Linked DNA regions of Mus musculus: region 1 is linked to region 2. A link is a contact called in ENCODE Hi-C data. All regions are on one chromosome and are shown on one strand. The core of a region is the stretch at or near the end of the contact, and the rest is flanking DNA. Distances in the headings are between cores, read along the strand shown.

The links. A loop is a pair of places that touch in the nucleus more often than their neighbours do.
Region 1: a loop to region 2 is called in a map of left cerebral cortex, with 7 times the contacts of the local background. The contact joins the promoter of Osgepl1 here to the promoter of Asdurf in region 2. A Hi-C loop is called at or near these places in 12 of 37 maps with a recorded cell type or tissue (T-helper 2 cell, adrenal gland, gastrocnemius and 3 more).

What each region holds. Positions count from the first base shown.
Region 1 is chr1:53,309,217-53,315,364 of GRCm38, reverse strand. It overlaps Osgepl1 (O-sialoglycoprotein endopeptidase-like 1), which reads right to left and starts at 1,741. Exons shown (of 8, transcript NM_001285839.1): 1 at 1,507-1,741; 2 at 266-509. The coding sequence starts at 486. It overlaps Ormdl1 (ORM1-like 1 (S. cerevisiae)), which reads right to left. Exons shown (of 4, transcript NM_145517.4): 4 at 5,120-6,148.
Region 2 is chr1:53,349,475-53,355,560 of GRCm38, reverse strand. It overlaps Asdurf (ASNSD1 upstream reading frame), which reads left to right and starts at 2,809. Exons shown (of 4, transcript NM_001353501.1): 1 at 2,809-3,031; 2 at 4,628-4,681; 3 at 5,499-5,574. The coding sequence starts at 2,942. It overlaps Asnsd1 (asparagine synthetase domain containing 1), which reads left to right and starts at 2,809. Exons shown (of 6, transcript NM_133728.3): 1 at 2,809-3,031; 2 at 4,628-4,681; 3 at 5,499-5,574.

The DNA of each region.
Region 1 (6,148 bases), core at 492-2,991, 39 kb after region 2:
AGGTTTTGGTTTGTCTGTTGTTTTCTTTTTTGAGACAAGTCTCACTGAGTGGCACTGGCTGGCCTGGAACATCTGCCTACCTCTGCAGTGCTGGTATTAAAGGTGTGTACCATAAGGCATAGCTATTTATCGTGGTACTTAGTGGTCTTATACAATAGAAAAGAATTTAACTATTAAATTTTGACTTTTATACATGATAAATGGAAAAGAGTGGTGACATTTTTCTTTAAAAAGGCAGAAAATGACCCAAACCTTTGCTACTTACTTCAGATGAACCTGAGTTTGGGAGTGCAGTGCTTCCCCCAGCACATTCCCAGTTTCATCCACCACAGCCGCTCCTGTGTCATCACAGCTGGTTTCAATTCCCAGGACCAGTTTATGACAAGAGAGAGTTCTGGGATGAACACTAAATCTTCTTAAAAATCCATAAACTTTACTCTTTGGGGGCTTGGGAATAGCTCCTGCTGTCCTTCTTAACATTAGCATATTTGTTACTCTACAAATACTTCCTAGAAAAGAGTTACAGAAATATTATGTCATTTGCAATGAATTCATTTATTTAAACAAAATAATGAATGTTATCTTATTTTTTAAGTATGCAGACTTCAAAATTTTAAGAACATTTGTAAAAACATTATCAAAATCTTTTAGAGGTCCTAGAAATCACTAGATAGGAATAAATCAAATTTTGCAAGAGAAAAATGAGAAGCATATAAAATGATTATAATGTATCAAGTTGAGCACCCCCAAAGTGAAAGAAGCTCTAAAGCACGCTACCACCTGAGTTGTTAGTGGAAACACAAAAAGTACTAAAAATATTATTGTATAAAATTGCCTTAGCTGTGTTTACAGGATGCAAATGAAACACGAATTTCACATCTATACCTGGGTTTCATCCTCAAATTGGTCACGAATATGGCACATCGCAAAATTAAAAAAAATTTTTTTTTGAAATTTGGAACACTTCTGGTCCAGGCATTTTGGGTAAACCATGCTCAACACGCACTTTATACAACAGTTAATGTTATAGTATAATAGTTATGTGGACAGTACTACTTAAAGTGATGTTAAAAATTAAAGGCAAATAGAACAAATCAAAAATAAAGGCCTCCCATTTATTGACTCCCCTCTCCCCCAGAAAATAGTGTACTGCATTTGGACAGTTTATTAAAATATTATGCTCACTAATCAGGATTTAATTTTGTATTTTGGAAGCAAGCCCTCTCATAAAGTTCATTGTAAAAAACAAGCAAAAACCCCCGGCATCTCTGCAAAGACAACCGTAAACACTTATCCAATCTTCGGATTCACATCTCCACTTTTTGTAATAGGTTCACCACCCAAACCTCTTCCTAAACCCTTCTCCCCACATCAACTCCTCCCCAAAAGGTAGCAATCCATCCATCACTAAACATAAACACTCTAGTATTCCCACACTGCAAGACGTGTGGAATGAGCAAAACTGGGGTTAGAAATACAGTGAACGCGTCAACTGGGAAAGCAGACCTGCAGTGACTGGGCTGAGAGTAAACTACGCGCAGATTTCAGTCGTGAGCTCCCACAGCCTCTCCAGAAGAATTAGTTTTGGACAACACAGCTGGAATCTGTTGCTGGAAAGCAACGGAGTCTCTGTTGGTGGTGAGCAAAAGCTTGGGACAGGAAAGACGTGCGCGGGAGCAGTCTCCATTCCCCTTAGGAAACTGCGGGCGCCCGCACTACGCAGGCGCCCGGAAGTGACGTCACCGCCCTTGGGCCGGCGGTCCTTCTCTTGTCTTAGTAAAGAAATGCTTAATAACTTCTTATAGCCCCAGGCGTTCCTGCCAGGTTTGTGAATACCAGGTCTTTTACTAAGTCACGCTGATAGCGACTCATGAAAAGGTGTCCAGATTCAGTAGATCTCACTGTGCCCACACTATGCCGCATTTAAGGAAAGGGTTCTGCCCTCCGTTAGAACTTTGCTGCCACCAAGAGAAAAAGGGTAGGATTTACTGTCATTCTATTTTAGGAAAGCTGTCACCAGACTTAAAAGGTAGTGGCCTGAGAAACCTTCCATTTTCATGGGGAAAGTATTTTCATCAGAAGTCAGAACACCCGCAAAAACAGCACTTGATTCTCAGTGAAGTGTATTTGGTTGTACAGTTTAAACAACTGCTGCATTTATCATCCCAAGTGAAGCACCCATGGCATTCTATAGCCCCGGATTACTAGGTCAGCTTTCAACTTTCTGTATAGCATGTACTAATTATTGCATCTTGCTTTGTTTTTGTTGGTCTGGTTTGTGAACCTGTTAGTACAATCAAATGGATGTATTCCAAATCTTTCCTCTCTACCTAAACTTTAAAACTGTAGCAAGCAAAGGCTTTACAATGCAAGGCTGGGAAGGGCTTGGATCTTTGCTTTGATGAGTTAAAAAACCACCACCACCACCACCAGGTAACTCTTCTCACAGACTTACACTAAACTCTAGGAGAAGGTACTAGTAAATTCATAATTACAATATTGAACTTACTTTTAAAAAAATTGAGACTTTTTTCAACCTGTGACAATAAAGTAACAATTTTGTGCCAGCAGGGTCAGGAACACATCCAGGAGATACTGTGCTTGGTGGCCTCATTTACAGATAATTGGGCTGCTAATTTTGAATGAATTTAGTCACAGAGTTAAGTGCCTCTGACTAACACAGAATGGGCCAGGGCAACCTTGAGTCTGGAACCTGTTTGGTTAAATACCAGAAGTCAAACTCATTTGTAACCTTCAGGTGAATTTAATAGGAAGAATTTTACAATACTTATACCTTACGTGTTCCACTTAGATGCATGTACATGTGTATGAAATATAAAAATCTATGATTCAGGTTCTTGCAATGTTGTCCAGAACTCGCGGACTTCTTTTTGTAAGCCTCCACAGTAACTGGGACTACAAATACCCACTCCTGTAGGCCTACCTGGACTTTATCACACATTCATCCAGACTGTTCCTTTATGGCAGGTACTTTCTTAGTTGTGAGAGCTAAAAACTTAAGGTTAACCCTCGATCTTCAATGCAGATAATTGAAAGGTAGAGAACTGGAAATGCACACAAAGTGGAGTAACCTGGAGAAGGCTGAGTGGTTTGAATGGCTGTATCTGTAGCCTGGCAAGATCATGACCTAATTCCTTGGTTTCTGCATCTGATTCCTCTCCAGGCTTTGGCTTGGAAGTGACTGGACTCTAGATTACTGAGTCACACATCACAAATTGCTAGAAAACCATTTAAAAGTCATCAGAACTTGTTAGTTTATTAACTTGTGAAAAAATGTAATAATGTTGGAGCTAGGATAGTGAGTCTGCTGGTCTCTCATCTTTGTTTTCAATAAACCACAATGAAGATCAAATGAATATTATATGAAAGCAGTAGATATAAACTCAGTGCTCTTAATGGCTAATATTTCAAGCTTGAGGAATTGCTTCCCACTTGAGTCACACACCAGCCTCAAATCAGTCATGCATTCTATGGCCAGCTGCCTTTCTCCTTTCCAGTCTTCTTTACTAAGCAATTCCATCTTTGATGTGAGAAAAATCCTTGTACTATAGGAAATACTGTTCGTCTGGTTTCATTTTTGGAGGATTTTTCTCTTACGTTTGCTGAGGTATTATACTTACTTTACAACTTGTCCTTCAGGTTATCTTCTTATGGCAGATAACCATAGAGAGAACCAAGAGAGAATACATGGTCTGAAGAACCCTTGTTGTTTATACTCTTCACTACCATTGATCTCCAAAAGTCATCTTCCCCAAAGTAAAATTTAGTAGCTGGTAAACATTAATACTTCAATCTTGGCAACAACTATTCTCCTCTGTCTTTATGAATGTAAGTGGAAATCATAACCACATTTGTCCTATTGTGACTACTTCATAGGGTCTTTGAGGTTATCTGTTGTCTACCATATATCAAAATTCCCTTTTAAACATAGAATCACATATTATTGCATAAATGCGTTATTTTATCCATCCCTTTTGATATGGGCATGTCTTGACTTGTGGCTAATGTGAAGAATGCGGCTGTGGACATGGATGTTCACACATCCATGTTCCTGCTTTACTTCTTTCAGATCTATACTTTGTTAGTACGTTTTTCATTGTTGTCATGAAGAACACTTTCAAAGGATGACAGGGTGTTTGGGCTCCTCATTCAGTTCATGTATGGCTGACTCCATTGCTTTGAGGACTGTGATTACGGAATCGCTTCATTTTCTTCTTTCTGCAACAGTGTCATCCATGAAGTGCACATTTGACCACTTACCATTTTACATGCTACCGATTAGTCTGAGTAACTGCTTGGCTGCAGTCGCTTCCCAACTATTCTGTTTTCTATTCTCAGCTCATTTTCAACAGCAGTCAGTGAGCTGTGAATAAAATGAATCCCTCTCATTTTCTGTGTAACTTTTTCACGCTGCCATTCTCCTTTCTCTTTTCCCTGTGCCAGTGGCTTTCTTGAGTTATCTCAAACACATTTCTGGAGTTCAAGAATCCGTTACTATTCTTCCTGGCAATCTTTTCTAGACTGCTGTACTTTCCACTTCTTATTCAGCAGTATTCAAATGCTGTAGGTCTGCTACATGTTAATGTCCACGCATCCATTACCTTGCATCCTCCATGGTATTCCTCACTTCCTCAAGTACCTGTAAGCACCTCTACAGAAGGCACACATTTTTCTTCTTTACAAACTCTGTAGCCTAAAACAGCATAACCAAGCAAACCCTCATATAGCTACGAATAAATATGTTTTAAAGCATTCAAAGTAGAAAGCACAGAAAATGGGAAGAGAAATTCCTATTTGTACAGTATGTGCAAAAAACTAGTTTTCAAAAATGAAGTTAAACTGGGCAGTTAAATTAATTAAAGCTCATGCCTTTAATACTAGCACTCAGGAGACAAAGGCAGGTGGATCTCACTGAGTTTGAGGCCATCCTCGTCTACGGAACAAGTTCTAGGACAGCCAGAGCTATACACAGAGACCCTGTCTTTAAAAGAAAAGAATAAAGAAAAAAATGTACTTAAACAGAGGAACATTTTTAGCTAATTTTATAAATCTGAAAAGTGTCAGTGTAGTTGTGATGACTGTCTTGGAAAACTTAAAATAATCTTACACCAAAGAAAACTTTTATTAAAGCATCAATTACCAGTTATTTAAAGATACACAAGAAAAGGCAAACATACAAAGGGGGTATCAAACAAGTGATTTCTAAATTCAGTACTTTTGAGATATGAAACAATGATCACTACCCTTAACTCTGTGTATTGCCACAATCGATTTGTAAGTTGGTTGACAACTGTCTTCACTCTTAAGTTACTGAGTTTTTCAGCTTTATATCATTTTAGAAAGGTATTTACTTCTCTTTATACAATTAATGAATGCTAGCAACTATAGGAAGCTTCCCCAAGTCACAAGAATTCAATATAGTTGTTGCTGTGAATATAGGTACCATTTTGGGTCATCTACACTAAGACTGACACATTTACAGGAAATATTAATGGGCAAACCAAACTGTGCGGATGGAGAGTAAGAGACTAAGAGCAGACAATATTATCTGTTACTTCAGATAACATTGCTGACAGAGGACTCTTTACTTAGGTCTCCCCACACCAGCCGGCCCCATCTTGCATTTCCTTTTTAGAAGAAAGAAAAGACTTAACCAACTAAACAATAATTTTCAGCTACTCAAGACCTGAAGTGCTTGAAGTAAGTTATTCTCTTAATTGGTTTGGCAGCTTTGCTTCTGGAAAAGCAGTAAAACCTACTTTGTTCCAAAATGAGCACGTTGACTCAGAGCCTTGACTGTAAGATGCCTATCTTCTTCTCTTAGAGCAAGAAATGAAGACAAAACCCTCACAAACCCTGTAATGTAATAAATGCAAACAGTACCTCATTTATCAATGCATGATACTAAGCCAGGAACCTGAGGACATATATCAGGTGTATGTCATACAAAGCAGACTGTGCACAGTAATAAAAACATGTACACAGGAGGTTCTGCTTTCTAGAAGTCTGCTTCAACCGGCTATGAACGAATGATTGGAATGCTCTTTCCCTAACATAATGCTCGCTCACTATAAGCTGGACCTAGTTTCTTACAAATCCCACATTTCCTTGGATTTAGTTACTGTAC
Region 2 (6,086 bases), core at 1,560-4,059:
TGACCTCCTTTTGTTGTCTAATTTCTCTAGCTATAACTTCAAGTACTATATTGGATATAAAGAGAGTGGGCAACATTTTCTAGTCCCTGATTTTAGTGGGATTGCTTCAAGTTTCTCTCCATTTAGATGTTAGCTACTGGTTTGAAGTATATTGCTTTTATGTTTAGGTATGGGCCTTGAATTCCTGATATTTCCAAGATTTTTAACACAAAAAAGTGTTGAACTTTGTCAAATCTTTTTGCAGCATCTAATAAAATGATCATGTGCTTTTTTCTTTGAGTTTGTTTATGTAATAGATAAAATTGATGGATTTCTGTATAATGAACCATCCCTGCATCCCTGGGATGAAGCCTCCTTGACCATGGTGAATGAAGGCTGTGATGTGTTCTTGGATTCAGTTGGCAAGAATTTTATTGAGTATTTTTGCATCGATATTCATCAAGGAAAATTTCTTTGTTGGGTCTTTGTGTGGTTTTAGTATCAGCATTATTGTGGCTTGATAAAGAATGAATTAGATCTTGTTCCTTCTGTTTCTATTTTGTGGAATAGTTTGAAGAGTATTTGTATTAGATCTTCTTTGAAGATTGGATAGAATTCTGCACTAAATCCATCTGGTCCTGGGCTTTTTTTTGGGGGGGGGGGTTGGAAGACTTTTAATAACTGCTTCAATTGCTTTAGAAGTTATGGGACTGTTTAGATGGTTTATCTGATCCTGATTTAACTTTGGTGTTTGCTATCTGTCTAGAAAATTGTCCATTTCATCCAGATTTTTCAGTTTTGTTGAGTATAGGCTTTTGTAGTAGGATCTGATGATTTTTTTTAATTTGCACAGTTTCTGTTGTTACATCTTCTTTTTCATTTCTGATTTTGTTTATTTGGATATTGTTTCTGTGTCCTCTGGTTAGTCTATCTAAGGGTTTATCTATCTTGCTGATTCTCTCAAAGAACCAGATCCTCGTTTTGTTGATACTTTGTATAGTTCTTTTTGTTTCTGCTTGGTTGATTTCAGCCCTGAGTTTGAGAAGGTACCATGAGGTGCTGAGAAGAAGGTTTATTCTTTTGATTTAGGATTAAATGTTCTATTGATATCTGTTAAATCCATTTGGTCCATAACTTCTGTTTGTTTCACTGGGTCTCTGTTTAGTTTGTGTTTACCTGATCTGTCCATTGATGAGAGTGTGTGTTAAAGTCCCCCACAATTATTGTGTGAGGTGCAATGTGTGCTTTTAACTTAGTAAAGCTTCTTTTATGAACGCGGGTGCCCTTGCATTTGGAGCATAAATGTTCAGAATTAAGGGTTCTTCTTAGTAGATATTTCCTTTGATGAGTATGAAGTGTCCTTCCTTATCTTTTTTGATGACTTTTGGTTGAAAGTCAATTTTATCCTATATTAGAATGTCTACTCCAATTTGTTTCTTGGGACCATTTGATTGGAAAATTATTCTCAGCCCTTTATTCTGACATAGTGTTTGTCTTTGACACTGAGGTGTGTTTCCTATATGCAGCAAAATGTTGGGCCCAGTTTACATATCCAGTCTGTTAGTCTATGTCTTTTTATTGGGGGGATTGAGTCCATTGATGTTAAGAGAAATTAAGGAATAGTGATTGCTGCTTCCTATTATTTTTTATGTTATTTTTATGTTTGTGTGGTTATCTTCTTTTGGGTGTGTTGAAAGGAGATTACTTTCTTGCTTTTTCTAGGGTGCAGTTTCCCTCCTTGTGTGGGTGTTTTCCATCTATTATCCTTTATAGAGCTAGATTTGTGGAAAGACACTGTGTACATTTTGTTTTGCCATGGAATATCTTTGTTTCTCCATCTATGGTAATTGAGGGTGTTGCTGTAATAGTAGTCAGGGCTGCTATTTGTGGTCTCTTAGGGTCTGTATGACATCTGCCCAGGATCTTCCAGCTTTCATAGTCTCTGCTGAGAAGTCTGGTGTAATTCTGATAGGTATGACTTTGCATGTTACTTCACCCTTTTTCCTTACTGCTTTTAATATTCTTTTGTTTGTTTGTTTGTTTAGTGCATTTGGTATTTTGATTATTATGTGATGGGAGGAATTTCTTTTCTGGTCCAATTTATTTGGAGTTCTGTAGGCTTCTTGTATGTTCATGGGCATCAAATTCTTTAGGTTAGGAAAGTTTTCTTGTTTAATTTTGTTGAGGATATTTACTGACCATTTAAGTTGGGAATCTTCACTCTCTTCTATACCTGTTATCCTTAGATTTGGTCTTGTCATTGTGTCCTGGATTTCCTGGATATTTTGGGTTAGGAGCTTTTTGCAATTTGCATTTTCCTTGACTGTTGTTTCAATGTTTTCTATGGTATCCTCTGCACCTGAGATCTGCATCTGGTATGTCTTAAGACAGAGACAGTGAACTCATCATATACATAAAATAAGTAAATCTGAAGAAGAAGAGGAGGAGGGGAGGGGAGGAGGAGGAGGAGAAGGAGGAGGAGGAGGGGGAGGAGGGAAGGGACGAGAAGAAGAGGAAGAGAAGGAGGAGGAGGAAGAGGAAGGGGAGGGGAGAGGAGGGGGAAGGGGATGAGAAGAAAAAGAAGAAGAGGAAGAAGGAGGGGGAGGAGGAGGAAGGGGGAGGGGGAGGAGGAGAAGAAAACCAAATTTAAGAGTATTAAATTATAGTGATTTATTTTTACATAGGATCCACTAGGGGGCGATACAGACCATTCATAGATTCTGCAGCCAAGCCACACCTACATTTAGCAGAAAACCATTTTGCAGTGGAGCACAACTCTTAATTCGACTTTTCACAACCCACCCCGCGCGCGCTTGCCACTGCGCAGGCGTGAGTGTGCGCACTCCATTGGTCGGGGTGCCGGAAGGGGCGGATTCCTGAGTGGAACCCAGGCTTCCTGCCGGGGCTGCTGGCTGCCGTTCCTTCCTCAGTCGCGGTTCTTGGCGTGCGGCGCGGCTAGGCGATGCCCAGCAGTGGGGTGCACGCCGATGGCCGCGCCGCGCCGGGGCCCCCACACACATCGACTGCGCACGCCGAGTCCCTTAGCAGCAAGGTGCCGTGGGACGCCGGGGAAGGGTGGTGGGCGGCGGGCCCCGCTGTGCCCTGTAGCCTCCGCCGTGCATTCTCAGCACCAGCAGCTGATTCCCCTCCATCCTGCAGGTTTGCGACGATGGAGGCGTGTCCCCTGAAAAAAAGTGACACACAGATGTGTTGCTCAGTCACACACAGATCTGTTGCTCTGTGGCTGTGCTTCATCCAGTTAGCCACGCACCCGCCTGGGTGCCATCCATGACGTCCATCATAAAAGTTTAGAAGTCTGTACCTGTTCTTCCAGACTCAGGCAAAAGCTTCTTAGCCGATTTTCTCAGCTGCCTGTTACCTTAAAATATATTCTCAACTTTAAGTGATCCTAAAAACATCTGTTTGGTCATCTCTTTATTATTCAACAAGAGAAAGGAGCACCCTATCAAATTAATTTTTTTCTATACCTTTAGGATAGGATTTCATAAATAACTCAGGCCAGCCTCAGATATTATTGCTTAGGCATTACTTGAATAATTCTCTTGCCTAATAGCCAGGATTTCAGGGAGGCAACCCCATACCGGAACTAGTCCTAACTTCCAGTTACAGACGAAAATCTTTAAACGTGTAGAGTGGAAGGGTGTGGGTATAGTCTTTTCAGATATTAAACATTCCTAAATTCTGTATTTTTTCTGTCCTATATGATATCTTCAGTACATTGCCTAATTCCCGCTGTACCACAGTGTACTGTGGTGTCACCTAAAGTGACACCTGTCATTCCTGTAATGAGCATAAAAACACTGTACAAGCAGACTTGAATCTCAAGGAAAGCGTACTCAATATGGCTTTGTAGGTTATTAGTACAGCTCTCAGGACTTAATAGACTATTTGCCTAGCTTAACGATACCAGCAATATGCAGTCCTTAATACTTGAAATAGAATGATACAGTGGTGGAAAATCATGTTGGATCAGTGCAGGTAGGGCATTCAGTACCATAGTACCATTTCATTTGTTTTATCCGAATGTCTGGCTGTCATCTAGTGCATACATCATAAAACCATTGGTTGTTGGTAAAGAGGAGAACCCACATTCATTTTATTTCTCTCTTTTTGTCTACAGCAAGACCTTATAAAACTAAAAGATTGGGTTTTTGTTGTTTTCGGGAGAGGTTTTGTTTGTTTTTGGTTCTTTTGTTTGGTTGTTTTTTGTTTTTTTCAAGACAGGGTTTCTCTGTGTAGCTCTGGCTGTCACAGAACTCAGTCTGTAGACCAGGCTGGCCTCGAACTCAGAAATCTGCCTGCCTCTGCCTCTCAAGTGCTGAGATTAAAGGCGTGCGCCACCACTGCCTGGCTTAAAAGATTGGTATTAATTTGGGTAGGCAGTGGCTCACCCTGGTTAAAGATGTGAGCTGTGGTAACTGACCCCTGGCAAGCCTATGCTTCTCCTTCTCAAGCTGTCTTCTACTGATTCCAGACTGAGTGCTGTTGATTTGTTCAGTGTCCATTTAGACAGGCAGTCCATTATAGCCCCCAACCCCATCTTTAGTTTTAAAGCAGTGACTTAAAATGTTCTCGCTAAACATACTTTGAAATCTTCCACTTTAGATTTTTTTCTTTACTTTAATAGATTAAAGAACAGAAAATTATTGTGGATGAACTTTCTAATCTAAAGAAGAATCGGGTGAGTTGCTGTGGAAATCTGAATAGTATATTAAAATTATGATTTCGATTATTTATGCTAACATTACAAAATTCAAAGATCATAATTTAAAAGCTAACGTGGTATCCTAGTTTGTTTTTGCATGTTTTAAATTTGTTTTTCCTGTATATGTCAATAGATCTCAAAGATAAAAAAATATTTATTATATTTTAACAAAAAAGAATGAAGTTTTTCACAGAAAACTTTACTATTCTAAATACTTAACCCATTTAATGCCTTTTTTATGAATATGTTCAGAAATCAGCTGCGATTATGTAATGACTGACATTCTTGACATTTCTGATATTGTCATTTGGGATATATTAGATGCTAAGGCAAATTAATACAAATTTTTGGAGATCAAACTGTCAAAATGTGTAAATGCTGTTTGACACTTCTGAGTAACTGGTGTGTAAGCAGTTGTGAGGGTGCATGTGTGTTTACACGTAGAGGCGCTCATCAGCACCTGTAGTGACGATACAGTAAGTGTCTGAAGCTTGAGGCCAGCAAAGAACTATAGTGTTGTACCCATATGGTCAGAAAAGGTCTCCATGTATTATTCATTTATGAAGTAAATTATAAATCTGTGGCTATGATAGCTTTTGTTACTGAAAGTGTGTGGTATGATGATGCATGCTAAGTAAACAACCAGTTCTGGGTGGCGTAGTATTCAGTGGCTTTGTTTCTCTGTGGTAATTACTGTTCTGAATATTCCTGAAGTTCAAGAATAAATGATAACAGGATCCTGTTCAGCATCAGTGTGCATGTCATACCCTGATCTTGTCAATTTCGTTTGCAGAGAGTATACAAGCAGCAACAGAACAGCAACATATTCTTTCTTGAAGATCGAACAAAAATCTTTTCTGAAAGCAAAAGTGAGTGGTGGTCGTCTTGGTTTTTGTTTTCAGAGTTATATATGGAATGCTACAGAAAACCTTTTGTAAGCTTTTTGTGGGGATTCATAATGGTGCCTCAGTTAAGCCCTATCTGAATAAATGTGTGTGTTGATTTAGTACAGTGGTCTGTTTTCCAGTTAGACTTCCAAAGATATGTACAGTGGGTTGTTTATTGGTTTTTGGTTTTTGGGGGGGTTTTTTGGTTTTGGTTTTGGTTTTGGTTTTTTGGGGAGAGGGGGTGGCAGGGGGAGTCCTTTAAGACAGAGTTTCTCTGTGTAGCCTTGGCTGTCCTGAAACTTAGTGTATGGATCAGGTTGGTCTTGAACTCAGAGATCTGCCTGCCTCTGCCTCTCAAGTGCTGAGATTAAAGGCATGCGCTGCACCACAACCACCTTGCAGATGTTCTACAGTTTTAAAAAGACTCTTCCGGTAGGGCTCGGGCTGGGATTTGGATTGGCTTGATCTTGGGCAGGCAGCCATAGCTGCAGAGA